Regions from separate parts of the Homo sapiens genome. Here regions 1, 2, 4, 5, 6 and 7 are each linked to region 3. Evidence: chromatin loops called from intact Hi-C (ENCODE). Cell type or tissue: K562. All regions are shown on one strand.

What was found. Hi-C counts contacts between places; a loop is a spot of excess contacts. Peaks named below come from ENCODE experiments on the same cell type or tissue, not always from the same donor. Only the 100,000 strongest peaks of a DNase experiment are listed, where the experiment ranks them.
Region 1: a loop joins it to region 3, with 6 times the contacts of the local background. A loop is called at or near these places in 93 of 110 quality-filtered maps.
Region 2: a loop joins it to region 3, with 2.7 times the contacts of the local background. A loop is called at or near these places in 8 of 110 quality-filtered maps.
Region 4: it touches region 3 in a loop (8-fold over the local background); 79 of 110 quality-filtered maps call a loop at or near these places.
Region 5: it touches region 3 in a loop (3-fold over the local background); 6 of 110 quality-filtered maps call a loop at or near these places.
Region 6: it touches region 3 in a loop (4-fold over the local background); 2 of 110 quality-filtered maps call a loop at or near these places.
Region 7: it touches region 3 in a loop (9-fold over the local background); 2 of 110 quality-filtered maps call a loop at or near these places.

The regions. Positions count from the first base shown.
Region 1 is chr1:70,683,639-70,687,638 of GRCh38, reverse strand. No RefSeq gene overlaps it. Among named protein-coding and RNA genes, the nearest start is that of LINC01788, 21 kb to the left of the region's middle. RefSeq lists an enhancer at 1,932-1,991 and a silencer at 2,192-2,241. In K562, a CTCF peak has its summit at 2,153 (motif pointing left); a DNase peak (open chromatin) is centred at 2,148.
Region 2 is chr1:70,749,709-70,753,708 of GRCh38, reverse strand. The region is part of intron 5 of LINC01788 (long intergenic non-protein coding RNA 1788); the gene reads right to left. Among named protein-coding and RNA genes, the nearest start is that of LINC01788, 45 kb to the right of the region's middle. In K562, no CTCF peak of the experiment used is centred here; a DNase peak (open chromatin) is centred at 1,858.
Region 3 is chr1:71,047,938-71,051,937 of GRCh38, reverse strand. ZRANB2-AS1 (ZRANB2 antisense RNA 1) reads right to left here. Exons shown (of 3, transcript NR_038420.1): 2 at 2,950-3,124. Among named protein-coding and RNA genes, the nearest start is that of PTGER3, 2.1 kb to the right of the region's middle. In K562, a CTCF peak has its summit at 1,739 (motif pointing right); a DNase peak (open chromatin) is centred at 1,737; H3K4me3 peaks cover 375 bases.
Region 4 is chr1:70,527,080-70,531,079 of GRCh38, reverse strand. It overlaps the pseudogene CHORDC1P5. Among named protein-coding and RNA genes, the nearest start is that of CTH, 120 kb to the right of the region's middle. RefSeq lists an enhancer at 1,895-2,396. In K562, a CTCF peak has its summit at 2,159 (motif pointing left); a DNase peak (open chromatin) is centred at 2,139.
Region 5 is chr1:70,870,350-70,874,349 of GRCh38, reverse strand. It overlaps a transcript of PTGER3 not described here. Among named protein-coding and RNA genes, the nearest start is that of LINC01788, 170 kb to the right of the region's middle. In K562, no CTCF peak of the experiment used is centred here; no DNase peak of the experiment used is centred here.
Region 6 is chr1:70,894,344-70,898,343 of GRCh38, reverse strand. It overlaps a transcript of PTGER3 not described here. Among named protein-coding and RNA genes, the nearest start is that of ZRANB2-AS1, 150 kb to the left of the region's middle. In K562, a CTCF peak has its summit at 1,944 (motif pointing right); no DNase peak of the experiment used is centred here.
Region 7 is chr1:70,968,722-70,972,721 of GRCh38, reverse strand. PTGER3 (prostaglandin E receptor 3) reads left to right here. Exons shown (of 4, transcript NM_198719.2): 4 at 989-1,940. The coding sequence ends at 992. Among named protein-coding and RNA genes, the nearest start is that of ZRANB2-AS1, 76 kb to the left of the region's middle. In K562, a CTCF peak has its summit at 2,114; no DNase peak of the experiment used is centred here.

The DNA.
Region 1 (4,000 bases), 360 kb after region 3:
ACGGAAGAGGCATATGCTTTCTCAAAGGCAGAAACACCAATGCAGAGCTACAATTCCTTGAAGAATTGGGAAAATATAAATATAATAGGAATAAAACAATTCCCTAGATTTGATTTTAAAGGAAGAGAAAAGAACAACACTATCCTACTAGTTCTTCACCTTATATCTCTGAATTTAAAAATGTAAGAATACAGGAGAATCTCAGAGTCTAACTCTTATTTAGCCCCAAATCCAACAAGAATGACTCTTGAACTACACAAAAGCATTGTAAGTCTTCAAATGGAAGAATGTACAAGCTACCATCCTTGCTTACAAAGACACCATTTCTGAGGGAGAATAAAGTGAAGGAATAACTACAGATGAAAGTTCTATTATAAAAAATAGAATACTTTGTCTAATGAAGAACATTTACCTGTTTCTATCTCTTTCTAAAATTAATCACTGCCAGTCATAGAGTCAGTCACACCATAATACCAATTTCAGTTTCAGACATTGAGGCAATTTTCCTGCTTTTCTATTTCCTGGTGTGTAGTAGATACACAATCTTCTTTGTTTTCTTCCCCTTCAATCCCATGTGAGAGTTGATCCAAGTCACTGTATATACTGGGCTGCATTCATCCAATTACAGGCCTTTATATTCCTCGAAAGAGATGTGAAACAAGAGTTTTGTCCTAATTTCCAGTGCCTACCTAATATGGAAGGAGTGTATACAAAAGAAAGCCTTTTTGAGCATGGAAGAGAATAGCATTGATTATATATTTCGAGGTCAAGATCATCTAAGTAAATTTTAAAAGGCAGCAGCTCTCAGACCCAGGGAAGGGCTAAGTGAGAGACCCATGGGGCTCCACATTCTCTCCACGGCCGCTACAGGAGAGCCCATCGACCCTCCTGCCTCCAGACTGGCATAGAAAGCTGCCTGGAGATTGTGCAGAGGCATTGCTCAAACTCACGTGGTGGAGCCCACGGGCTTCTGAGTACTGGGTAGCTGCAGCACAGCGCCATTGTAGGAGCCCATTCCCCAAGGCTCAGTATGTGTACTAGGGCTGCTATTGCCCCTGCTGGCTGCTGGGCCAGGGAGTGAGAAGAGATGCTGGGCACTCTCACATGCACCAAGGACAAATACTCCTGCCACTGCTGTGAACCCACACAATCAACACCTGCCTGCCTTCCACAAAGCTGCTTGCCTGGCTGTTCTGTAGAAAGGGGCCTGCCTTTCCTGGTGGCAAGGCTGCAGCAACCACCATTGCCAGGACTGCGTATTCTGCTGGAAATCTGGGACCAGCTGGCCCTTCCCTATCTCAGCCAGCACCTGAATCCAGGAGGCCTGAGGACGAGTTCACTGGCCTGATTACATCCCCCCACTCCAGGACTCAAGCTGTCCAGGGGCCAAGGGATGATATTGTCAATCTAATCTTGAGTGGAGGAGGAGATCCCACCATCAGAATTAAGAAGAGAGTGTGGCATGTGTTCATGCCGCGGTGCAGGAGCTGGGCACCTCATCCTATGTGAGACTGATCCAGGAAGGGTGTGCCATGGGGTGCATCTTCTGTCTTGGGCAGGGAACCTCAGGGCCTGGGGAAGCTTTGCAATCTGAACGGCAGACTGCTTGGGACAGGACTGGCTGTCGCGGCCTGCTGCCAGTGGCCAAATGCTAGTGGGAGAACTGCTGGATTAGGCTGTGAGAGCTGGATGGGTGCTACCACCCACTAGTGAGCTGTGGAATCCCAGCTGTCCCTTTCCCCCCAAATCCCCCCTCTCCTCAGCAGGTGCTTTCGCGTGGTAGAGGTGCCTCCACCAGCCTGAAAAATTGTCCCAGTTGCAAGACAGCTGCCACCTAACCCCTGTTGGAGCCAGCACTTGTGCCTGTCACAGGGAGCCTGGACACGGGCTTGCCCAACACAGCCCCATCTGGCTTTGCTCCTCCCATCTGCCTAGTGGTAGAACACCGGACAGACAGCCCACCCATTGCCTGAGACATCCGAATACTTCTCCTGGTTTGAACAAAGGCCAAACATAAATCCTATTGCCACCGCCATAGCTGCTTCTCTCCTGTAAGTGCCACCTACAACCCCAGAGGTCAACCTGCAGAGCCCATTACAACATCTGCTGGCACAATTACAAGTGCTCAGCCAGCTTTTACCCCCAAGCACCACCTACTGGCCTAGAGGTTGAACTGCATGACCCAATACAATAAGTGCTGACAGAAGTGCATGGCACTGGGGAACGAAGTAAGCCTACAAAGACCTCTGCCTCGTTGTCTCTGCAGGAGGCAGTGAGCCTGCTCACATGCCCAGTACACCACTACTACAACCAGAATCTTGGAAAACCACCACACTAAGGCTATCTATAACTAAGGAATTCAAACAGATCCTTGGCCCCATGAAAGCACCCAGAAGCAAAGCCAAATGACCCTACTCAATATACATTACAATCACACTCTCAAGGGGGAAAAAAGTCCCATCCAAATGAAAGTAAATTCAAAAGTAAGAAATGAAAGATTCCACAAATGAGAAAGAACCAGTGTAAGAATTCTGGCAATATGAAAACACAGGGTGTTACAACAACCCCTACAGATCACACTAGCTCTATAGCAATGGATCCTAATCAAATGAATATTCTGAAATGCCAAATACAGAATTTAAAATATGAATTATAAGGATGCTCAATGAGATCCAAAAAAAAGTTGGAAACCAACACAAAGAAACCAGAAAAACAATTCAGGATATGAATAAAAATTTACTAAAGAGATACATATTTTTTAATAACAGAACTTCTAAAAGTGAAAAATTTATTGAAGGAATTACAAGATATAGTTGAAAGTTTAACAAAAGACCAGATCAAGCAGAATAAAAAACTTCGGAGCTTGAAAACAGGTCTCTCAAATTAACCCAGTCAAACAAAAATGAAAAAGAATTTTAAACAATAAAAAAAACCTTCAAGAAATATGAGGTTATGCAAAGCATACAAACCTATGAGTCACAAGTATTCCTGAGGGAAAAGAGAAAAACCTGAAAAACCTATTTGAGGAAATAATTGAAAACTTTTTTGGTTTTGCTAGAGATTTAGATATCCAGATACAAGAAACTCGGAGAGCTCCTGGGAGATACATTAGTTCTTTGAATAGATAAACAAAATCAATAGACTGCTAGCTAGATTAGCCAAGAAAAAAAGAGAAAATATTTAAATAAGCACAATCAGAAATGATAAAGGAAACATTACAACTCATACCAAGAAATACAAAAGATCATCAGAGACTACTATGAGTATCTCAATGCACACAAACTAGAAAACCTAGAGGAAATAGATAAATTCCTGGAAACATAAAACCTCTCAAGACTGAACCAAAAAGAAATATTAATAGATATCCTGAAATAATCAATAATGAGTAGTGAGATTGAATTGATAATAAAAAATATCCCAATGAAAAGAAGCCTAAAACAGACAGATTCACAGTTAAATTCTACCAGATGTACAAAGACTAACAGGTGCCATTCCTACTAAAACTCTTTCAAAAAATCAAGGAGGAAGGAATCCTCCTTAACTCATACTATAAAGCCAGTATCACCCTGATACCAAAACCAGGCAAGGACACACACAAAAAAAGAAAATTACAGGCCAATATGCCTGATGAACATAGATGTAAAAGTTCTCAACAAAATACTAGCAAATCTAACCCAACAGCAAATTAAAAAGATAATATGCCATGATCAAACGAGTTTTATTCCAGGGATACAAGTATGGTTCAACATATGCAAATCAAAAATGTGATTCACCACATAAACAGAATTAAAAACAAAAACCATTTGATCATCTTAATAGATTAAGAAAAGTATTTGGTAAAATTTTTCATTTCTTTATGATTAAAACTCAACAAACTAGGCATAGAAGGACCATACCTCAACATAATAAACGCCATATATGACAAACCCACAGCCAACATAATACCAAATGGGGAAGAGTTGAAAGTGTTCTCCATGAAAACTGAAAGAAGATGAGGATG
Region 2 (4,000 bases), 300 kb after region 3:
ATTATTGAACCACAACAGCTCTGGGGGAATGGGTTAGTTGAACTGGCAAGGAGCAACCCACTCTTGTCATGGGCCTCTGGATTCCTGACAGGAGGGAACCCTTCGACCACCATGGACAATTGAGGTGGCAGGAGGAGCTGCTTAGAGAAGTGGTGGGGCAGCAGGCGAGCTGATGTGAAGCGCAGAGTGGCTGCGGTGTGGTGGTGGGAGTGGCTGTAGTGGAGAAGGGCCAGGGAAGAACATCCCTCTAGGCTCAACTTGCTGCCATAGGAGACTTTAGCCCTAAGGGAACTGACAGATTTGACCTCTGAAGGGCGGTGGAGCACCTCAGATGGGGCTGGTTCAACCTGAGCACTCCTTGGTCTGCTGACCTCTCTAGGGGCCCCAGCCTGGCCATGACTTCTTATAGGGCAGTCTTGGGTTCCCTGAGAATCCACACCATGGCTTCTGTGCCAGCAGACCATCCCTGAGCAGTGAAGAGCTCCAGAGAGGCAGCTTCTAAGGCTGCATACCAACCCACATGCACCCTCCCCATAGTGCAGCTTCCCCTAATCCCATGGCAACTCCCCACATCACTTTACTGATGCATGTCTGCATGGGCAGGTTTTGCTTTACTTGCTCCACCAGCATGTGTGAGTGCAGTACACCTCTCAACCCCACCAGACTGCCACTGCAGAGGGAGCCTTGATGGGAACAGAGCCAGCAAACCCCACCTCAGCCAGTGCCCTGCTCTTGCTCTAACACTGGGAAGAGAACAAGGTATCCTCCCTGAGCCATCACTCCAGCTTGCAGAGCACAGAGAAGGTACCCAGACCTGCACTGGCCAGCACCTTGTCCAAGCCAACTCCACTTCCATGCAACAGCACACACAGTCTTCAGCAGGCCCCCCCGACCTCCGCTTTCCTCCTAAGCTGCCTTGCCTCCCTCACTGTGATTAACATCCACAGGGAGCCAGCCACCACTGCATCCACTAGCACTCTGCTGCAGCTACTGCATCTTGCCACCACCCCCACCCCGAGTGGTGGACTCCAAACCTCAAGGAGCCAGACAACAAAGTCAGGACCCAATACAAGTCCTCCAGAGTTACAGCATGTAGCCCAGGAGTTGGGGGCTGAGCATTGGCCACTTAAAATTTCCCAGAAATGAAGCCAGACAACTGAATCCACCTTATACTACAATCACACCCTCAAGGTCATCAAATAGGATAAAAGAAAAAACATTCAAAGATTAGTAACTATTGCAGGATCTGGCCAGCAGCCCACAATGCAACAGGGCTCTTTCTTTGTTCCCAGGCGGATCGGCAGGTCAAGAAATAATAGACACACACAAGATAGTGAAAGCTGGGTCCAGGGGGGTCACCGCCTTCTAGTCCCGTGATGCCGCCAATGCACTGGATATACCAGCATTTATTATTGAGTTTAGTGAGGGCAGGGGTAGGTTAGTGAGGGATTTAGGGTTGTTTGATTATGAGGTGAGATGGTCACATGAGGATGAAGAAATTCTTTAACATAACATCTGTATGCAGAAGTACAGTATACAGAGATAAGAATTTACAATATAGTGTGTGCATCAGTAATTTCTAACAGAGTCTTAAAATAGAAACACAGTCTTCTCGTAACCTATGACTAGCAAGATATTAATCAGCAGTAACAGTTGCAGCAAAAGCTGGTTACAAACAATCCATAGAAACAGGATGTGAAGCTAGACAACCGGTTAGACCAGAAATTCTCAGAAGGGAGTATGCCTTAACCCTAAAGAGGCCTCGAAGAGCCATGGCAAGATGAGGGCGTTTATAGCCTTATCTTATCCATATGAACAGGCGCCCCTCATGCATCCAATTCTAGGCTCTCCACAAGGGTCACTTTCCATCCCCAGAGCTACAAACATCTGCTTTTCTGGGATAGGAATCTTGGTGATGTGAAACCTCCCTGACTGCAAGTCCGTTCATAGGCTCTCTGCAGGGGGAAGCACATCACATGCTGTTGGCTCATTCTGGCAGTCCAACCTGGCATTGTCTTAACACAATCTTGCATGCGATTTTGTATTTACAATAATCAGGAGCATTTCCTCTTTTATTCCATAGCAATAGTTTCAGGGGGTCTCCCTACAAGTTACCTCAAAGATTGAAGGTAGATAAACCCACAAAGATGAGAAAGAATCAGCAAAAAATTGCTCAAAAAGCCAGAGTGCCTTCTTTCCTCCAAATGACCACATTACCTCTCCAGCAAGTGTTTGGAACTATGCAGAGGCTGAGATGGCTGAAATGACGGAAATAAAATTCAGAATATGGATAGGAATGAAGTTCATTGAGCTCCATGAGTACATTGAAACCCAATGCAAGGAAACTAAAAATCATGATAAAACGTTGCAGGAGTTGACAGACAAAATATCCAGTAAAGAAAAGACAAAATATCCAGTAAAGCTCTGTAACTGACCTGACAGAGCTGAAAAAACACACTACAGGAATATAATAATGTTATCACAAGAATTAATAGCAGAATAGACCAAGCAGAGGAAATAATCTCAGAACTTGAAGACTGGCTTTCTGAAACAAAAGACAGGGAACAAGAATAGAGGAAAAAAGAATGGAAAGGAATGAACAAAATCTCTGAGAAATAACAGGATTATGTACAAAGATTGAATCTATGACCGAATAGACCAAGCAGAGGAAATAATATCAGAGCTTGAAGCCTGGCTTTCTGAAATAAAAGGCAACAATAATAGAGGATAAAAGAATGAAAAGGAATGAACAAAATCTCTGAGAAATAAAGGATTATGTACAAAGATTGAATCTATGACTGATTGGTGTACCTGGAAGAAATGTTGAGAATGGAACCAACTTGGAAAATATATTTCAGGATATCATCCATGAAAACTTCCCCAGCCTAACTAGAGAGGCCAACATTCAAATTCAGGAAATGCCAAGAACCCTGGTCAGATACTTCAAAAGATCATTCTCAAGACACATAATCATCAGATTCTCCAAGGTCTAAATGAAAGAAAAAATTTTAAGGCACCTAGGGAGAATGGTCAGGTCACCTACAAGAGAAGCCCATCAGACTAACAGTGGAACACTTAGCTGAAACCTACAAGCCAGAAGAGACTGGGCACCAGTATTCAACATTCTTAAAGGATGGAAATTCTAAGCCAGAATTTAATGTCTGGCCAAACTAAGCTTCATAAGCAAAGGAGAAATAAAATCCTTTTCAGACAAGCAAATGCTGAGGGAATATGGGAATTTGTTACTTCTAGACCTGCCTTACAAGAGCTCCTGAGGAAGCACTAAATATGGAAAGGAAAAACTGTTACCAGGCATAACAGAAACACACTGAAGTACACAGACCAGTGACACTATAAAGCAACCACACTAAAAAGTCTGCAAAATAACCAGCTAACATCATGATGACAGAATCAAATCCACACATATCAATACTAATCTAAAATATACATGGGCTTAATGACCCAATTAAAAGACACAGAATGGCAGCCTGGGTAAAAAACCAAGACCCACTTGTATGCTGTTGGATTAGTCCATTCTCACACTGGTATAAAGACATATATGAGACTGGGTAATTTATGGAGAAAATAGGCCTAATTTACTCACAGTTCTGCATGTTGTACAGGAGGCATGGCTGGGGAAGCCTTGGAAAACTTACAATCATGGCAGAAGACAAAGGGGAAGTAAGGAACGTCTTCACATGGTGGCAGGAGAGAGAGCAAAGGAAGAAGTGCTACACACTTTTAAACAACCAGATCTCATGAGAACTCACTCATTATCATGAGAACAACAAGAGAACAACCCCCATGATCCCATCACTTCCTACCAGGTCCCTCCTCCAACATTGGAAATTACAATTTGACATGAGATTTGGGTGGGGACACAGAGACAAACCATATCAGCTGTCTTCAAGAGACCCATCTCACATGTAATGACAAATATATGGTAAAAACAAACGGATGGAGAAATAATGTACAAAGCAAATGGAAATCAGAATCAGGA
Region 3 (4,000 bases):
AAACTCTGCATGAGTGAAGGAGACCACATGAAGCCTGAGGAAAAAGCAAGCAAAGACCAGATAGAAATCTAGTCCCAGCACTTTGGGAGGTCAAAGTGGGAGGATCATGATGTTAGGAAATCGAGACCATCCTGGCTAACATGGTGAAACCCTGTCTCTACTAAAAATACAAAAAATTAGCCAGGCGTGGTGGTGGGCGCCTGTAGTCCCAGCTACTTGGGAGGCTGAGGCAGGAGAATGGCGAGAATCTGGGAAGCGGCGCTTGCAGTGAGCCAAGATTGCACCACTGCATCCAACCTGGATGACAGAGTGAGACTCCGTCTAAAAAAAAAAAAAAAAAAAAAAAAAAACAAAACACACACAAAAACCATTATTCAAGAATACATCTACTTTGATTACTTTGATGCTTTACTTAAGGGGATGTATTCCTCCCTGTGCTGTGTGTACTTTGGGTGGGAGAAAGCTGAAGCTTCAGAAACTTTAAATGTCAGGGAATAGCCCTAAGCTGGCAGAGTAGCTGCAAATAAGAGGAGAATCCCTAGAATCAAGGAACCCACACAGAAGGTGATCTCCATTGCTAACTGACCAGCAAATTACACAGGCATAGGGAAATCAATCTCTAGGAAGCCAAGCTAAAAGAGCATGGAAAACCATGAGAATGAAGCAGAGATACCAAGAGCAGCATGCCCCATGGGAGGCAATATTGGCAGTTTGAATCCGGACAAGTTAACTGTCAAACAGAGCAAACAAACATAAAATAGATAATACTCAGGGAAAAAAACCCGGTAGACTCCAGAGTCATTACAATATATTACAATGTCCAGTTTTCAATTAAAAAAAACAGGCATGTAAAGAATAGGAAGAAAAGACAGCAGAAAAGGCATTCATAGAAAGGGACTCTTTGATCTAGCAAAGACTTCTAGGCATTGCTTTTATTTTGATACAGTAATTACATTGATTGATGTTTAAATGTTAAGTCTACATTGCACTGTACTTCCATGACAATCATTCTGAGAAGACAAAAGCCATGGGATCAGTGTTTCTCCTGTTATTTGGCACTTAGAATCAGTAATTTTGCACTAAAATATAAACCCCATGAATATAGGCACTGTTATGTATTGCTTTTGTATCCCTAATGACTGAAACAGTGTCTGACATAGATTGGGTGCTCAATGAATGGTTATTGAATGAATGAATGACTAAAATATAAACTAAAATTACTGGTTGGCTCCATGAAGAAAGACTTTCAGATATTTTCCATCCATAGTGAGGCAATCAAAGGCTGATCATGTGACTCATTATTAATCTTATTTTGTATCCATATTTAAGATTTTTAAATAGATGTTTAATAGAAGTAAATAGCAAAATAAATTCATCATCACTAGCTAAATATTGACATACATTATACATTTTAAGCTGTAGGGTACAATTAAGTAATCTGTGAATTTAAAACATGTCCAGGTTAGAATTTCATTGAAAACATAATAGGTGAATATATACTTTAAATTAAAAAAAAATGAATATCTGGTCTTTCAGTTTAATCCTCTACTGGTTTATTGACTGTTAAACAAAGTTGCCAATTTGTAACCTCAAAGGAAAACAAAGTGACCACAATTATGTACTGATAAGTAGATCTCTAGGAAAGAAATCAGAGATTCCCTAAGCAAAGCATCCATTGGCCCTATGGAAATTCTCTTTAAAACAGCATAAAGCATGTTATTAGCCTTTTGGTCACTAGAGGGTGGTGTTGTTTCAGACCAACACAATTCACACTATATCCGTAGTAACTGACCAGAAAGTACCAACCAGAATCCAACTGCCAGCTTCACACTGTTACTCCACAAAACCTCACAGTCACTTGTTTACAAGGTGAATAGCTAAAGGCAGACAATATAGGATGAAGCAAAGTGCTGAAAGAAGAGAAATACCCAAATTATCTGAAATGCAACACATTTTGTTCATTGGCATAGAGGTTAGTGAGAGGCTAACAATTCTTTACTAATACATGCCCCGACGCTTACCATGCTTATCAAGTCCAATTGGCTACAGCAAGCACTTCAGTGGGAGAAGTAAAAGTTTCAAAGAAGTCAAATATTTGTGAATAAAAATGAGAATAGTTTTTGATGTAACTGGAAAAAGATAAGCCTTGCTTCCTTTGCTGTGTGAATGGTGATATGGTCTTAAATTTTAAATATTGAATTACACTAGAATTTTACTAACTATAGATGGTATAAACTTGATAGCCACTTTCATCCAAATGCTTTGGATAAAGCTTTGTCTAAGAATAACCTCAAATATTATTTTATTTTCAAATGATATTAGGCTAGAAAAATACTATCCCAAATACAGGTTTGAGATTAATTCAAAATAATAAGACAAAAGTTTACGGAAGATTTTAGAATCAAACCATTTCACCCTTCCTAGCTGTTGTTCCCATTGTAAACGTGACATTTTAGTCAGTAAAACGCAAAAGTGCAAAACATTTTTAAATGACAGCAAAACACAAAATGAAATTCATGTTGTGATTAATGCATCTTATTAAAATGGAGTTTAAGTTGCATTCTTGCTTTTCCTTCTTTAAAAAACATATAATGTTATAGTGATATTTTTTCAAACTCTCATACAGAATCAAGACAACAGCACATAAAGTATGCAGAGGGACATATCCCATTCTTACCTCTTAACAGTAATTTAAAAGTTAAGAACACCCATACAGAACATCAGCTAAGCTAGGAAAGGCAAAACTGATTGGGCTTGTTCTGAAAGTTGATCTGTGTCAATCAAAATAATGGTCTTTAGAGTGCTATATGATTAAGTCTAATTTCTTAAATATGAGGAAAAATGAACTTTGCAATTATTTTTAAAAATCTTTTCATCTCTTAGACAGTGTAAAAAGGCAAAAAGCAAAAAACACAAGACTTTCCCAAGATTAGGGGAAGATGATCTCACCGTTAATATTCATCTGCTGAGAGCAGTTATGGGACCCATGTCAGGAATACATGCTTCAAATAAGATGGGACTTGAGAATTGCTGAGAGACTTCAGGAACATTCTTTAACTTCATGGGGCCTCAGTTACCCCACCTTTAAGGGAAATAATAATAGCAATAGTACCTTGGAGGATTTCTGTGATAAAATGAGAAAATGCTTGTGAGAAGTACATAAAATATTGGCTTACTGAAAGATGTTACGAGGCAAGCAAGTATGCCTATTTTCATTCAATGTTTATTATTTCAAAGGCAAAGTTTCCATATAGATTAAGGCCTTCATAACATCTGAATACCTTTTCTAGTTCTTATTGTATGAAGATAAGAAGGATGGTTGGAGGCTTTGTAAGGAATACCTTTCTCTTCTGCTCCCCTCTCACTCCCATAGGCTGGGAGCAGTTGATTTCACTACCTCAGATATGCAAATTGATGCCACCTTCCTGTAGCCACTTTTGCCATAGCTGACCTTTTTGTTGGGTGGTGGGGAGGGGAGCGGGCAGGATTAGGCGAGGGGTAGTAGTTGGGATTTCTTGGTCTTGGAATTCAACCATCCGATGTATTTGTTTCCCTGTGTCTATTCCCTTAAGTCTACAGGCACTGTCTAGTAATTTTATAGTTTTCAGCGGCACCCCAGGGGACAGGACACCTTGGCCTTTTTATAATCACTCTAGAGTCACAAAGCAGAAAGGAAAAAAGTTAACGATCAGCTATGCAAAGGCTTGTGTGGATTGCTTAAGGACAGGCGATTTTCACTTTACCAGAGTTACTAAAGGACTTCAGGAGAAGGATCCCGTCCCTGTAGGAGCGTTTGTGGTTGAAGAAGCAGGAGGACGAGCGCTCAGGTGCGCCTCGGCAGTTTGCCTGGGGTCCGCAAGTCCAGTGCTACTTATTAGCTGCTTGCCGTCCACCGACACTTTAGCGGAGAACTGGAGGAGACCCCAGTGGGCTCCCGGTCCGGCCAGGAGCAGGGCGTTTCAGAGGAGACCGTCTGGGGCTTCCCAACCCAGGCGATCAG
Region 4 (4,000 bases), 520 kb after region 3:
TTCCCTCATGGAAAATAGGTACTCCAGAATGATATACACAGACTTCTTCTAGACTTTCTAGACCCCAATATGTCTTTGAACACCCTCTATTCTTACATGAGGTCCCAGTCTTAATTTCATCATTGTCTTCTTCTTTCTTCTTCATTCCCTGATGACAGTTTATCAAGAGCTTGTTTTAGAGAGGCAGATATTTTTAATTCCAAATTTGTCATTGGTTCATCTGGGCTTGGCATTTTTATTGCTTCTACTGGCTTAGGGGCTTGAATTATGTGTTCCTGAAATTTGGGTTTCAATTCAGATAGTTCCTTCTTCTCAGTAGTCTTGACTTCAGGTTTGACTGGCTCAGGTGGCTTCTCACTATTATGTCTACCTTTGGTACAGCCTACAATGCTTAAGAAATCAGAAAAATCCGTTGTTTTTCTCTTACAGCAAGACCAACCCTTTAATGCATCATAAAAGACTGGAACACCTGGGTGGTATGTGCAAGCATCATCGGAATCGGTCTCAGGATCGAAGCGCTGACCGCAGCCCCAGTTGTAGCACAGCAAGGCCATTTTCTTTTCCCACCGTCACAGGCAGGGCCCAAACACCGGGAACGGCAAGAGGATGCATTAGCCACTCCCATGTCACTAGCGCCAGTCTGACGACTGAGAAGGCTGCCAGCTTCCAGACTACACTTTTTTTTTTTAATAGAGATGATGTTTCACCATGTTGGCCAGGCTGGTATTGAACTCCTGACCTCAGGTGTTCTGCCTGCCTCAGCCTCCCAAAGTGCTGGGATTACAGGTGTGAGCCACCATGCCCGGCCAGTTTTTACACTTTTAAAGCATTCAGAAGAAGGAAAAGAAGGAGGACATAAAGGAGGAGGAGGAAAATGAGGTAAAGTTTATGAGGCCTGCAGAGCCTAAAATTCTATTATCTCGTCCTTTACGGAAACAGTTTATCGATCTAATGATGATAAAAGGCTGGAGAGCGGATATAGGTAATTGGTGTAGGATAGTGAAGGTGCTAACTCAAAGCAAATTGGTTTTGATGGTCTTTATTAACAAGTATAAAGAAAAAATATTCACTAGGTCAATAATTGCATACCAAGTGCCGGACAAAGTGTTTTCTCCAATAACAAAATCTCCTCCAGAAAAATAGCTGTAATTGGAGTTACCAACAGGTTAAGTTTACAGTGATCCAATTTTATTCTCCAAGCTCTGGCTGTCTTCTGAACAGGCTGAAGATACAAATTAAGAGGGGACATGGTATGAATCATCGTCCCTGCATCTGCCAAGTCCTCAAAGGCTCTGATTTCTCTAATCAAGTCAATGCTGTCATAAAACAATTCAGTGAATATAAGTTAGGTGACCAACTCATCCCCGTTTACCTGGGACTTACTCAGTTTTAGCATCTGAAGAACCCCCTCAGTTGTAGACAAACGAGGGTCGTTGCTCACCCTAATATACAGAGTATAAAGGAGTGACTTAGCTGCTTCCAGAGGAGCTGGAGAACTTCAGGGAAAAAATTATAAGCTCAGGATTTTAAATTCCCCACCTAAAGAGAAAGGACCTGAAGCTGTCTATGACTGCTCAAAATGAAAGTTTTGCCTTATACTGGCATTGGATTACAGGTGGCTGCAGATGATAAGTAACTGCTTTGCCATTGCATGCTATAAGCAAGTGTCCTCCTTACCAATGCAAACACAGTTATTACTGCCTATAAATTTAATCTCATCCAAGAACCCATTCCAGATAATCCAGAACCAATTCACAATAACCATCCTTAAGATTTTGTTCTCATGGAACCATTACAAACCTCAACTCCTAGAACCATCAGGGTTCAATTAGAGAATCAGAACCTCCATGAGTGATATAAAGTGGGGAATTTATTAAGGAATTAGACGTTACACAATTCTAAGAGTTGGTGGTGCCGCAGGATACATTCAAAAGCAGAAAACAAAATTGTACCGCTTTAAGAGTAAACTCATTCATTCCAGCTTAAACACAACAATTTAGTTGGTCACGTTCTGCCTTTCTCCCAGAGATGGCATAGAAGTTCCTGAAGAAGGGTCATGGCAAGGAGCAGTGGTGGGAAATGTGGGGTTGGGGGTAAAGGGGAGATAGCCGATCGTCCCTTCATATCCTGGGACCTACACTCTGCTGCCATCTAGTGAGACTATGATCGCACTCAGTGCTCAGAAGACGGTCCACACAAGCATTCACTGAGTTCCTTCCCTTCCCACACATCTCTGGTCTTACGGTCCACACCTTTTTCCTCTATGTGTCTCTCATCAAGAATATGAGACTTTCGCAGGTCCACCAGGACTCTCTGTCTCTCTCTCTCCTAAAAGCTGTGCCCTTCTCAAGGACATGGGAAAAACTGGCAGCTCTTCCATGCCACCCCTCAGGGCAATCAAAATTCCAACAGACCATTTTCCCTTTGACGCTGTATTTTATGGTCCTTCTTTCTTAGCGGCATAGGATCCTCATGATATCATGAAACACCTCCTTGTGTGGTTTCAGGCAGAAATTGATTACAGGACAGATGCTCATACTTCCTGGGATTCTATCCCCCTCATTCAGAGAGCACACAGGGCTCCTCCTCAGAGACTTTCACACATGTTCAGCTCTATCTCTACCTCACCAACCCCTCTCCCTTTTCCAGACCACACAAGGTTTATGGTTTGTGTTTTGTCTTCTTTTTTGTTTGTTTTTGCTAGATTCATGTTTCACAACTTTGGTGGAATATTCTAGCTCTTCTGTACAGATGGAAAAGACTGTATCATGTTACTAACGTGTATGAGCAGGCAAGGCTGGAGCATTCTCTGCAGACATGGTCACGGTGTTGAGGTAGCTGCTAGAGCTCTGCTGACAGACTGGTGTCATATCCTTTGACATTGTGCATGTCAGTCAAGAAGCAAGCTGCCCCAATCTAGGGCTTCTGAGACAAAGTAAATAGTGAAACCAAGACATGAGAGTGCTACTGATAAAAACAAGATTTTATAATACAAAATTGAAAGTTTATACTTTCCACTCCAAGCTTGCCAACACTAGTTGAGAAATCAAAAAATTAACAAATCCTGGCAGGGCCCAATGGCTCACACCTGTAATCCCAGCACTTTGGGAGGCCAAGGCATGAGGATCACACTGTCAATAAAATTTGCTGCAGTAAGGACTGAATCACCAGGCCTACAGTCCTGACACATCCATTGTAATGTTTTCAAGCCCAGCAGAGAAGTCCTCGTTTCTCCTGCTGTATGCGTTTAGCAGGCCAAGTTGCTTCTTGCTAGAAATGTGTGAAAAGAAAAAAGTCTCACTTTATAATAAACTAAGCTCCCTCTTCTTATACAACTGACATATCTTATTATGGGTATTTGATATCCAAACAATGGGAAAAATTAGATGGTCAAATTTTGTTAGAGAAAGAAATAAGCTAAAAACACAACTGAAACATTTCAATTTAACTAGCATAGAAAACTCTACTGCCTTAAAGTTTATTTATCAAATATATCTATCTTAAACCTCCTATGGGAATTACTTCTCAGGTTAAACACAATGCAAATTTCTAACACAAACACAGAAGAAATCCCCATGAAGAAAGATTTCAGCAGAAACAAGCAGACATTGGTACTGTTACTTAACTTGGAGAAAGGACAAGCTGCCAGGTTTAGAGCTAAATAATGTTTGAGGCATCCGATGTTTAAACCTAATATCAACTTTCTTCTTTGTCTGCCAGAGTCAACTATTCCCTTCACTCCCAAAAACTCTTCAGGCCAGTCAAACTCAACATACATGCCTCAGCAACATCCTTCAGGGGGAGATCAAACGAAACAAAACCAAATACTAAACTTTATTATTTTCAGAGAAAAAGCATCCAGGAAGCTTCTCCACCTAGTTCTTTCAGTTTTTGTTGTTAGATCTTGTTGTAGGAGGTGGAAAATGCAATCTCACCTTTGGGATCTAGGTTTCCTCAAGTGCAGAGCAATGTATTTTGTATTCTGATTTTTGAAGTCCTG
Region 5 (4,000 bases), 180 kb after region 3:
AGCATGGCAACCTACTGGAACTTAAGTAGAAATAAATTCAATTCTCTCCGGTCCTGAAGGGTGGGGAAGCTCAGGTCTGCCATTCTGCCTAGGGGCTGAGGAAGTGTGAGTACATGCAGTTCTGCACTGAGCTCTGCTTGCTGCAGTTTGGCCCCAGCTCCACTTCCTTGGTCTGACCTGCAACCTTCTTCCCCAAATTCCATTGAAGAAAAACAAATACTTAAAGAGACACAAAGTTTTGTTTGTTTGTTTGTTTGTATGTTTGTTTTTTGGTATTTGTAACATCAGGTCTAAAACAAGTACTATTATTAGTAATAATGCTATATTTCTTTATGAAACATAAAAATCTGGAAGCTAGATGTTTTCAAAACAGAAAGGTTAAAATTTTAAGAAGAGACCAAACAAGAGACCACTTTCATTACGTATCTTCCCTCCCAGGTCCTGACATATATAATAATACATAGTATTTTAAAAGCACCAAAACCCCCTCCTGGCCAACATGGTGAAACCCTGTCTCTGCTAAAGATACAAAAAATTAGCCAGGCATGCTGGTGCGTGCCTGTAATCCCAGCTACTCAGGAGGCTGAAGCAGGAGAATCTCTTGAACTCGGGAGGCAGAGGTTGCAGTGAGCCGAGATAGTGCCATTGCACTCCAGCCTGGGTGACAGGGCAAGACTCTGTCTCAAAAAAAAAAAAAAAGCACCTCACATATCGCCACTAAAGAACTTACTCATGTAACCAAACACCACCTGTTCCCCCAAAAAACCTATGAAAATTAAAATAAAATAAACAAAACAAATCTCTCTAAATTTTATACAATTTAGTCTAGAAAATACGTTGTAAGAATGTCAGAGTACACAGACACATATCTGATCAAAATGTCTCCAAAAAACCTGCAGAAAGGGAAATGTAGTCTATTATATGACTCACCGTGCCCATGAAATAAAAATAAACCATGGTTTCTAAGAAATACAACCATTTCTGGCAGTGGGTGCTAGAAAATAGATTTGCAAAGAAAAGACACAATAATCAAAGCTCATTATGTTCCATCAATGGACCATACCTATTCAGACCAAACTATACCTGGTAAACCTAAAGAAAGAAGGCACATAGCAGAATAATTTGTGGAATATTAGCTTATTTATTCTTCCTATATTTTCCTACCTCACAACTGGAATTTTAGAACTGCTCTGCCTCTAGGATTTTTACAGGGTGGAAAACCAAAAGACACTTAAAAGAGATTTTTTTTTTGTCATATTAGAACTTCTTGAAAAGACTATGCTACTATTATCCTGAGGATGCAGGATAGAGAGAATACTTTCAGAAGCTTGGAAAGAGGGAGCTATGCCTCCTGAACCAAAAAGAGGGTCAAAGTCAAGGGCCCAGGCATTTCTCAGTAGCAAAATACCACCCCAGGGAGGTGTTATGTGTTAGTGGAAAGGATCACACAGTCTGGAACAGAGAGATTCTTAATGGTACCCAGTGGACAAAGGACCAATGACTACATCTCAGATGATGTGGCACTCCCTATAACTAACTTTAGGAATTCAGCACAACTCTATGGTGTGGCAAGTCCCAGTAGTGACTTCAACTGAATTCTCTACCACTCTAGCAAAATAGACTATGAGAACAATTTTTGTTAATTTTATAAAAAATGAGCTATTTCATATACATTGGAGTTTGTGGTCTAGATGTCATATATGCTACACAAACCTTGGCGTCAAATAGAATGAGGTCTGACTTAACTTTTGGTCATCTTACTTAATTTCTCCAAGTCTTACTTCTGTCATCTGTAAATGGAGACCAAAGGTAGAATTTTATTCATTTGTTATTATAAGTTGCGAGCAATAGCTGTATGCTCAGTGCTTAGTCCAGTACCTGGAACATAGTCAGTGTTCAGTAATGGTCATTATTTTTATTCAGTTTGAAAAATGTCTCACTCTAGTAAGAAGTCAAGCAAAATTTTGACACAAAGCTTATACGTAACTATTACAGAGGGAAACACCATCAGTTATGCACAACTGTTTACAAGATTTAAAAATGTAGACTATTAATAGTTCTTCAAGAGAAATGCCCCTAACCATTTCAGGAAGGACAATATGAACATACAAACCAAGAAAAACACCGACCATCTCCCACAACTTTCTCAGCAGAGGCCCGTGCCCATTCAGATCAACGTGTCCAATAAACCTCAAACTCATGGGAAAGAAAAATTTTAAAAGCAATTCAAAGCTTTAATATGTCAATGGCTTTTAAAAAGTCAACTGTCACACTTCTTCTCCTTTTCTTCCCTCCCTTCCCTCAACACAATCGTGTTTGAGGCCAAAGCTATTTATAATTCTTGGAGTGACTGACGTTAAAAGACTTTTGACAAGCAGTCTAGTGACCTTGATGAAAGTATCTTAATCTGACAGATAGACTTCTCAAATGGAATGTGGGAGGGGAGAGCATACTTTAACTTTTGGTAAGCTAAAATAGCACCTTGAAAATTGAATGACCCTAGATATGGATTTAGTAGTTGTACCCATTTCAGGTTATAAAAGCCCTAAGATTAAAAAAAAATTGCAAGTCCAGCTCAGGATAGAGGAAGGTTGATATTTCTGCATCTAATGTATGCCTCTAGCTCATTAGGTAATAAGGTTTGCATTCACATTAAAATTCTTAGTGTGACTTCAGGCTCTCCTCATTTTTGCTTTCCTCTACCCTTCTCAAATGATTTGGGACTAATCATTGGTTTCAGTTCTCTCACCAAGGGGCCCATGGTGAAAAAATCATGACTTAACAATTCAACAAGCATTTCTTGAGCATTTGTTATGAACTCAATACCAGGAATACCGACATGGACATAGTCTCTGCTGTCAGCCCTATCTCAAAACTCTGGCAGAGGCTTCTCCAGTTATATAGTTTGGATATTTGTCCCTGCTCAAATCTGATGTTGAATTGTAATCTCCAGTGTTGGAGATGGGGCCTGATGTGAGGTATTTGGTTCATCCAGGCAGATCCATCATGGCTTGGTGGTGTCCTCATGATGGTGAGCAAGTTCTCATGAGATCTGGTTGCTGCGAAGTGTGGCACCTACCCACCCCCTACTGTCTCTCTTGCTCTTGCTTTTGTTATGTGAAGTGCCTTCTCCCACTTCATCTTCCACCATGAGTAAAAGCTCCCTGAGGCCTCCCCAAAAGCCAAACAGATGCCAGAACCATGCTTGTGTGACCTGCAGAACCATGGACCAACTGAACCTTTTTTTAAAATAAATTACCCAGTCTCAGGTATTTCTTTAGAGTAATGCAACAATGGCCTAATACAGAAAATTGATATTTAGAAGTGAGGCATTGCTATAAAGATAGATACCCAAAAATGTGGAAGCAGCTTTGGAACTAGGTGACAAGAAGATGTTAGAAGAGTTTCGACATCTCAGAAGAAGACGACAGGAAGATGAGGTAAACTTCGCAAATTTTTAGAAACCCATTAAATGGTTGTAACCAAAATGCCGATAGTGATATGGACAATAAAATCCAGGCTGAGGAGATTTCAGACTGAAATGAGGAATTATTGGGACCTGGAGCAAAGGTCACCCTTGTTATTCCTTAGCAAAGAATTTGGCTGTATTGTATCCATGCCTTAGGAATCTGTGGAAGTTTGAACTTGAGAGTGACAACCTAAGGTATCTAGATTGAAGGAAGACATTTCTAAGCAGCAAATTGTTCAAGATGTGGTCTGAGTTCTTCTAACAGCCTATGTTCAGATACCAGAGCAAAGAAATGACTTAAAATTGAATTTATATTTAAAAGGAAAGCAGAGCATAAATGTTTAGAAGATTTCTCAGCCTAGCCATGTGGCAGGGAAAGAAAAAGCATTTTTCTGGAGAGGAATCCAAGCAGCCTGCAGAGAAACCACTTGCTAGAGAAATTTGCATAAATAAAAGGGAGCCAAGTGCTAATAGCCGAGACAATAGGAAAACAATTTTGAAAGCATTTCAGAGACTTTTGAGACAGCCCAT
Region 6 (4,000 bases), 150 kb after region 3:
TACCACCTTGATCTGGAGTTGTAGTTATGGCTGAATACCAAAGAAAAGGGGAAAGGAGAAAAACAGGAAGACCAAGATGGACATCAGTGTGTGTTGCTCAAGTTCATACTCAGTAGAATTGGCCTGGGTTGCCCAGCAGGGATGTAGGAGAAGTCCTTCTTGATAAGACCACAGTTCCCCTCACATGAGGATGCTGGGCAACAAGGCTCAAATGGACAATTCCCAGAGCCAGCAAAGGACTGGGATGCATAGGAGACACTAAATACACACTATTAAGGTAAAAAATATCCATAGAGACCTTCTTTCCAATTACCCACTCCCCAACCCTCACTTTTTTTTTTAAATCAGTGAGGACCACATGTTCAAATACATTAAGTGATATGTTCAAATAGATTAAGTAGTATAGCTCCTTGGCAGAAAGGTTGGGACTAGAAACAAGGAAATGCAGCCTTTTTCTTTGAAGAACTGATGATATTTTAGGGAGATACAAATCAAACAAAAACATGTTGAAGTCAATAACAGCACAGCATCTCAATAAATGCAAAACAAACAAACAAACTTATTTCACAATTTAAGTTCTAGGTGCTGAAGGGTTGACTGAGTAAAGGTGGAAACCAGGAAACATTCCTGGAGCAGGTGAGCTTTTAACCAGGTTTTTGTGAAGTGATGGACCTTGGCTGGAGGCAAAGAGGACTGGAAGAAATGAGCTCCTGAAGGGGAGACATGTCTTATGATACTATGATATATGCCAGTTTGGTGGGTTGTACCGGCAGGCAGCTTGATAGAATGGAAACAGCAGACACGTGGGAGTCATAAAGAACTGAGGTCAAGTTGCTGACATTCATCAGCTACAGGACCATCAGCTGTGGTTCAATTATTTGATCCCATGTGTTCTCCTCTATTCAACGAGGGTAGAGGTTCTCATCACTTAGTGGTTATTGTAGTTACAGAGTCATTTGGTGACAGCAGGGATTGATATCCTTAGAACTCCTCTTTTTTACTATTCATTGAATGAATTCACAAATGAATAAATGAGTGAATGGATTGCCGGTTAGATTTTCTTCAAGCTAAAGAACACTTCAACCCCTTCAAGCAATGGAAATGTGACACCAGTGCATTCTAGCATAATCAGATAAAACATACCTCACTGTCCCTAACCTCCTCTTATGTAGCTTGCCTGGGAGGACAAAGGAAAGGGGAACGGGGTCTCAAGATCGCTGAGTGGTGGGCTGTTTGATAATACAAATATAAAAAGGAAGAGGCATTCCACAGACCTCAGGCACTTATCCCTAAGCTTCTGAGAAACACCGTTCCTCATCGGATCCATGGGTGGAGGCACATCTAACTTACTTTTACATCCTATACAAGGAGTGCCTAGAGTTTTACTCCTACTCAAACTACAGGGAAAGAAATCCAGCGTCCGCATTTAGAGTATCAAGCCATATTGTGGGATATTTTCTGAGGTTTGGGTCTGAAACACCTAAATGTTGTGCTTGTTTGTACTCTGCTATGTCAAGGAGAGTCTGAAAAGCTCCAGTCCTGGAGGAACACTAACGCCTAGTCAAAAAATTAGAAAAGAGCTGTTGCAGTGTAAAATATCATAAAATCTTAGGGTTGGATGGGACCTTGCAGCCACCCCTGATAAGGGTTTTCAGACTCTGTGATTTTAAGAACTAGTAGAATTTCAAAAAGCAAAACAAATAAAAACAAAAATAAGAATTTGACCTAAGAAGGCTGTATTAGCTTCCTAGGGCTGCTGTAACAATTTACCACAAGCTGGGAGGCTGAATGGAAATTTACTGTCTCACAGCTCCAGAGGCTGTAAGTTTGAGATCAAGGAGTCAGCATGGCTGGTCTCTACTGAGGACTGGGAGGGATAATCTGTTCCAATGCTTCTCTTAGCTTCTGGTAGTTTTCTGGCATTCCTAGGCATTTCTTGACCTGTAGATGGCATTATCCCTGTGTGTTCACATCATCTTCCTCTTTGTATACATCTGTCTCTGTGTCCAAATTTCCCCCCTTTGATAAGGACACCAGTCTTGAATTAAGGCCCACCCTAATGTCCTCCTCGAAACTTGATCATTTGCAAAACCACTATTTCCAAATAAGGCCACATTCATAGATACTACGGATTAGGACTTCAATATCTGTTGTGGGGACACAAGTTAACTCTTAACAGTAGCCAACTAGTAATTTAATTAAGTAAGGACATTTGAAAAAAAGAGAAAATACATGCATCCTACTATCTTCATCATTTTGAAGAAAAGAGATTTTAACTCCTAAAATTTTAGGAATGTTATCATTTCACTGCAAAGGGCAGTCTTTCCCAGAAAGAGTAGCTGGAATCTTACACCAGACAACATGCACATATGCACTGCAGCACTCTTCTTCCTAATCTTACTCCAGGTTGTCAGAGACATTGCCACCAACCACTAGGGATCTGTGAAAAAGTTTTATTTGGTTCTCCTGGTCTAGTACAACTGTTTGTCCACTGCTTAAACCTCTTTTGCAACCACCTTAGCCTGAGCTTTGAAACTATAGTTCTTACATGTGATAACAGACACAATCAAAACAAGAGCTTATGCTGTTACCTTAACATCACACTTCTGTACCTAAAATTATGTCAGACCAAATTCCTTTCCTGTTCTCTGAAATTTCTTCAGCAAGTATGCTATGGGTTGTTTCTGTGAAACAGAAACTTGTTTTTGTGAAATCTCACATCAGGGACTGAGCCAGGCATTCTAAAGCATCTTTATTTATTTTTATTTTTTGCAGCATCTGGAGTCTGAATTTCAGCTCTGTGTCTGTTCACTTGGTTTACAAAGTGATGCTGATTTAATCAGCTCTTACACTGGATTTTATGTAAATGATTTTGTAGTTGTATACCATGAAAAGTAACCACTATTCAAAGGCAATGAGTAATCATAGGCAGCCACTTAAATTTTGGGACTACTTTTCTTTTATTTGTAGCCAAAGACAAGTTTCCTCAAGCTGGCAGAATACTAACCACATGAAGCTTGGATTGTTTGAGTTGCTATTCATGACCAGCAACTGACTTTGCCTTATAAATGTCCAGAGATCCTGATACACAAAGAGTGTGGACTATCACTTGTCAAATATTTTGAGAAAATAAGAAAAGAATGAGTAAAAATTGTGGCTTAAATATTATTTGTAATTTCTCCTATTTGTCATTTCTTTTGTTAAATGCTATGCTCTTGCTCCTGGTGCTGGGGGGAACTCAGTATTGAGATGTCAATAATCAATTGAAATCAATAATCAATTGAGAGTCATTTGGTGACAGCAGGGATTGATATCCTTAGAACTCCATTATATTTGAATCATCAAACAGCCCACCACTCAGTGAGATGTCAAGAGAAAACCTTTGAGAGAAAACTAAGGGAATGCTAAGAAAGTCATGCTGTAGGTGAAGAGATTGGATTTTGGTGTCAGATATAGGTGGTTTAACCCCCCAACTTTGCCATTCAGCTTTGTGTGATTTCAGGCACAATACTTAAACTCCCTGGGTATTAGTTTTATCTCCTATACAATGGAATTAACGTCTACTCCTTAAGACTGTTATAAGGATTCACATACCTCTACTGGAGATAGGGTGGGATGAGTGGGGAGAGGACTTTCAAGAAGCAAACAGTAAACTAAATATACTTTTGCCTAAAGGTGAGGCTTGATCAAATTCCACAGGAATTGTTATCCATAATAGCACTTCATTAAAAATATTCTAATTTTCTTCCAGGAGTTCAATAATTATGTAACATACTTTTTGGGAAAAAAAATGAGTTTGCCTCCAGCAAGAGTAGAAGAAAACCAAATACGCTTCATACCAGACAACCAAAGTGTTCTGAAATATAATAAACTATCCAAGGTCATGTAGAAAACTAGGCATTCAATGTAGTTTTCTGGCAGACTTGCAGGCTCAAAATGCTATTTGGTAAACAGAGTTAAAATGATGATTGTCACAAAACTTCATAAGAAAACAAATTTA
Region 7 (4,000 bases), 79 kb after region 3:
GACCATTTGCAAATTCTTTGTGAAGCCATTTTAATATTTATGTAATAGGTTATCTAAATAATACACTGTAGCTTACTTAACCATATGGTCAATTTTGTGGTCAAATTTGCCACATTGATGAAAATATTACTGTATCATTACCCAAGTACTGAAAGGCAGAGGTTTGAAAAAACTGTTTATATATATATATATTTTACCATAAGGAGAATTTATGGAATAAGTAATGTGTAATATTTAATGTTCTTTAAAGATACATGTAGACAGACTGTTTGCGAAAATAATTAGATTTAAAATTTCATCAACCGTGTGTGAAAAAATTTGCTTTATACTAATTGGCACTGTGTACTATCTTAAAAAAATAAACAGAATACTTTAATTAATGAATTAATTATGTTTTTTTGAGATGGAGTCTCGCTCTGTCAACAGGCTGGAGTGCAGTGGCATGATCTCGGCTCACTGCAACCTCCACCTCCCAGATTCAAGCGATTCTCCTGCCTCAGCCTCCCAAGTAGCTGGGACTACAGGTGCACACCACCACACCCAGCTAATTTTTGTATTAGTAGAGATGGGGTTTCACCATGTTGACCAGGATGGTCTTGATCTCTTGACCTCATGATCCACTCGCCTCGGCCTCCCAAAATGCTGGGATTACAGGCATGAACCACCGCGTCTGGCCTACTTTGATGTTTTGATAGGAAAATATTCTATTTCCTGGCTATTTCAGCTTCTATTCTTCCTTATTTCTTTTTAGACTAGAGTTATATACTAATTGAAACTTGTTTTTACAACAAGATTATTTGACCATTTATTGTGCCTACAATTGCTTTTTTAAATCTAAAACACATGTAATTACTTCAAAAGAGAATGTTTTAAACGTTTAAAGCAAACAAATTTATTACTTATATTTTACTCCTCACACCATACACAAAATTTAAAAAAAATAATCCCCATCCATGCTTATTGCATCTTTCTCTCTCTATTCTAACAGATAATGAAAGAACGGAGTTGGACATTTTATTGCAATTCCTGCTTCCCTGAATTTGCATATTTCTTCCCACCTGAGAAGGATAATTATATATTTTAATTTGGATTATTTCTTCATTTTTATCTTTTTATTTTAATGATTGTTTTGTCAGTAATACCCATGGAGATCAACTTTATTATTATAATCCATGCCTCTGAATATTAGATTGGTTTCTTGGATGGGATTTTGAATATGCATTTAAGAAGTTGGGAAGAATTTCACAGATGATGATTGGAGGAAAAGTGATGAAAAGAAAGACCTGTGTTCCAGGAGTTTTCTCCAACTTCAAACCTTTACGTGAATCTTAACCAAAGTGGACATCTTTACATTTCATGATAGCTTGCTTTTGCAATATGAGTTTGAAAAATCAGTATAAGCTTATGATGGTGAAAAGTCAACATATTGAGAGTGATAATTCAATTAATAGGATATGAACTTAACGACATATAAAAGCAAATGAGGGCAGGAGGGAATCGTGACAAAAAATATTTGTGCCCAATTATGATTAATGTTTTAGAGATGTTGTGTCCCTGTGGGCTTAGCATGGAACTAAAAGTTCCTAAGTCTCAATTCTAGTTATGTGTCATTTAGTAACTCAGGAATCTGCTTAATTGTTATTTCTAAGCTTTTGATGACAAAGGAGTGATGCAGCTAAGGGCATCCTTGGAGTGTCATAAAAAACAAATTTGAGGTTGAATGATTAGCTGCGCAGTTAGAGTGATAAAAAAATCCAGGTAGGCCTTCTGATTCACCATGACCAAGTCAGGATTTCTTAATATTTCTTTTCTGGCAGCATATACAAAGGCAAAATTAATAAATAACAGTTGTTGAATAACAAACTTTATTACGTTTTTATAAAATAAAAGAATCTATTTTGTCTGTATTAAAATAAAAAACTTTGTGGACTTCTAAAAGATATACTTGAGTCATCTAATAGTTTTCAACGGATATGCCGTTACCTGCTTTTAAATTCAATCAGCTTTTCTTCTTCTTGTCCTTTTTTTTCTCTTCCTCCCTTTCTTCTGTCCCCTCATTTGCTTAATTCACCACATATTTACTGAGTGTCTCCTCTTTAGGTACCATGCTAAAGGCCATGCTGTCACCTATAGGACATCTTGGGAAGCGATGAAAATATGGTATCAGAAGTTTTGCTGTAGGATCATATGCTGTGACTACATATCGTTTCTGCCAACTATAATGACTCAATAGTAGAGTCCTTCTTAAATAGCAGAAGCAGTTGTGAATTAGCTATAAACTATAACTATTTTCTTCCAAATCTATATTTAAAATGGTCTTAACTAGCACAAAGCTGATGCTGTACACAATCCCTTTACTTAGGTTTAAATTCAGTGAATTTTATTGAGTACATAGTATTTGCCAACATCAGAAGAATGTCCATTCTTCTGTTACTTCTATCTGTTCCTCATTCACCTGTGTGACTAGCTGTCATCTATTCACTATTTTATTTTTACAAAAGATGGTACAGTTTATAAAGGGCTTAACCGATTTTTCATACCTAACATAAGTAAGAATTCAAATTCAGGTTCAAGTTTTTAAAATTCCAGGTGTACTGTTCCTTCTTACAGCACAATGGGATGAAAGATTTGCTGCAGTGATATTCTGTTTACAAGACAAAGTGATGTGGTAACAGAAGCATGAGTTTGGAATCAAACTTGGATTTAAATCTGGCTGTGCCACTCACAAGCTCTGTGACTCTGAGAAAGTTAATTGCATCTCAATAAATTAATCTATAAATTGAAGATAATAGTACTTACCTGTAGGGTAATTGTAATAACGTACATAAAATGAGTGTTACACGATAGATCCTCAGAAAGTATTTACTATGATTGATTCTTTACCCAGACTTATTTCTACCTATTTAATGTGAATCTCAATTTCAACTATAAACCGGCTTCTTGACTCTGTGGGTTTAAATGTCATGAACGGAATCAACCCCAACCATCCTTTGGATGCTATTCTTGTTTTTAAGACCTCACGATAATTTTTGTCCATGCAAAACCTACCCACCTCCCACATGTTCAGATCTCACCTTGTCCTTAGGCCTTGAATACTTTAAGTATTTTTGTTTTTTCCTTACCTCTGTCTGCAACTTTGAAGTTACATAGTACTCATTTTGACTATTGTATTGTACTATTCCTTGAATATTTTCATTGTATATGTCTCTTCCCATGTGACAAAACTGTAATTCATGGTGGAGAGGACTCGTTTCTTAATTTTTTTCCACAGGTCTCTTGGCACTAGTGTAGTGTTTGACACCTAGAAAGATGTTACTAATTAAGTAAATTATCAGCGAAGGTAACATTTATGTACAAGATTAACATAAGTGAACATGATAGCTTTTTGTTTTTATGTTGTTGTTCATGTTAGTGGTTGTTGTCATTTCACGTTAAACTTTCCTTGTTTAAAAATGTCTACATCCAGGGAGAATAATCACAAGAAGTGCTTTTTGTTTGTTTATTTGTTTGTTTTTAAGACAGAGTCTCACTCTGTTGCCCAGGCTGGAGTGCAATGGTGCGATCTCGGGTCACTGCAACTTTGGCCTCCCCAGTTCAAGCAATTCTCCTGCTTCAGCGTCCTGAGTAGCTGGGATTACAGGCACCCACCACCACTCCCAGCTAATTTTTGTACTTTTAGTAGAGACGGAGTTTCACCATGTTGGCCAGGCTGGTCTTGAACTCCTAACCTTAAGTGATCCACTCGCCTCAACCCCCCAAAGTGCTGGGATTACAGGTGTGAGCCACCATGCTCAGCCCACATGAAGTTTTACATAGCATGTTTATTAAAGGTTTTTTTGTTAAAGTAATAAGTAACAAAATAATTAGAAAAGTTAGAAAAATAATGACTATTTGGCAAAGATACTTCTCATACAATGAGAAATATCTTTGTCCAATTAGTTTAAAATCTGATGTAGAGAAACTGTATATCTATATATACATATCAGTATATATATATATG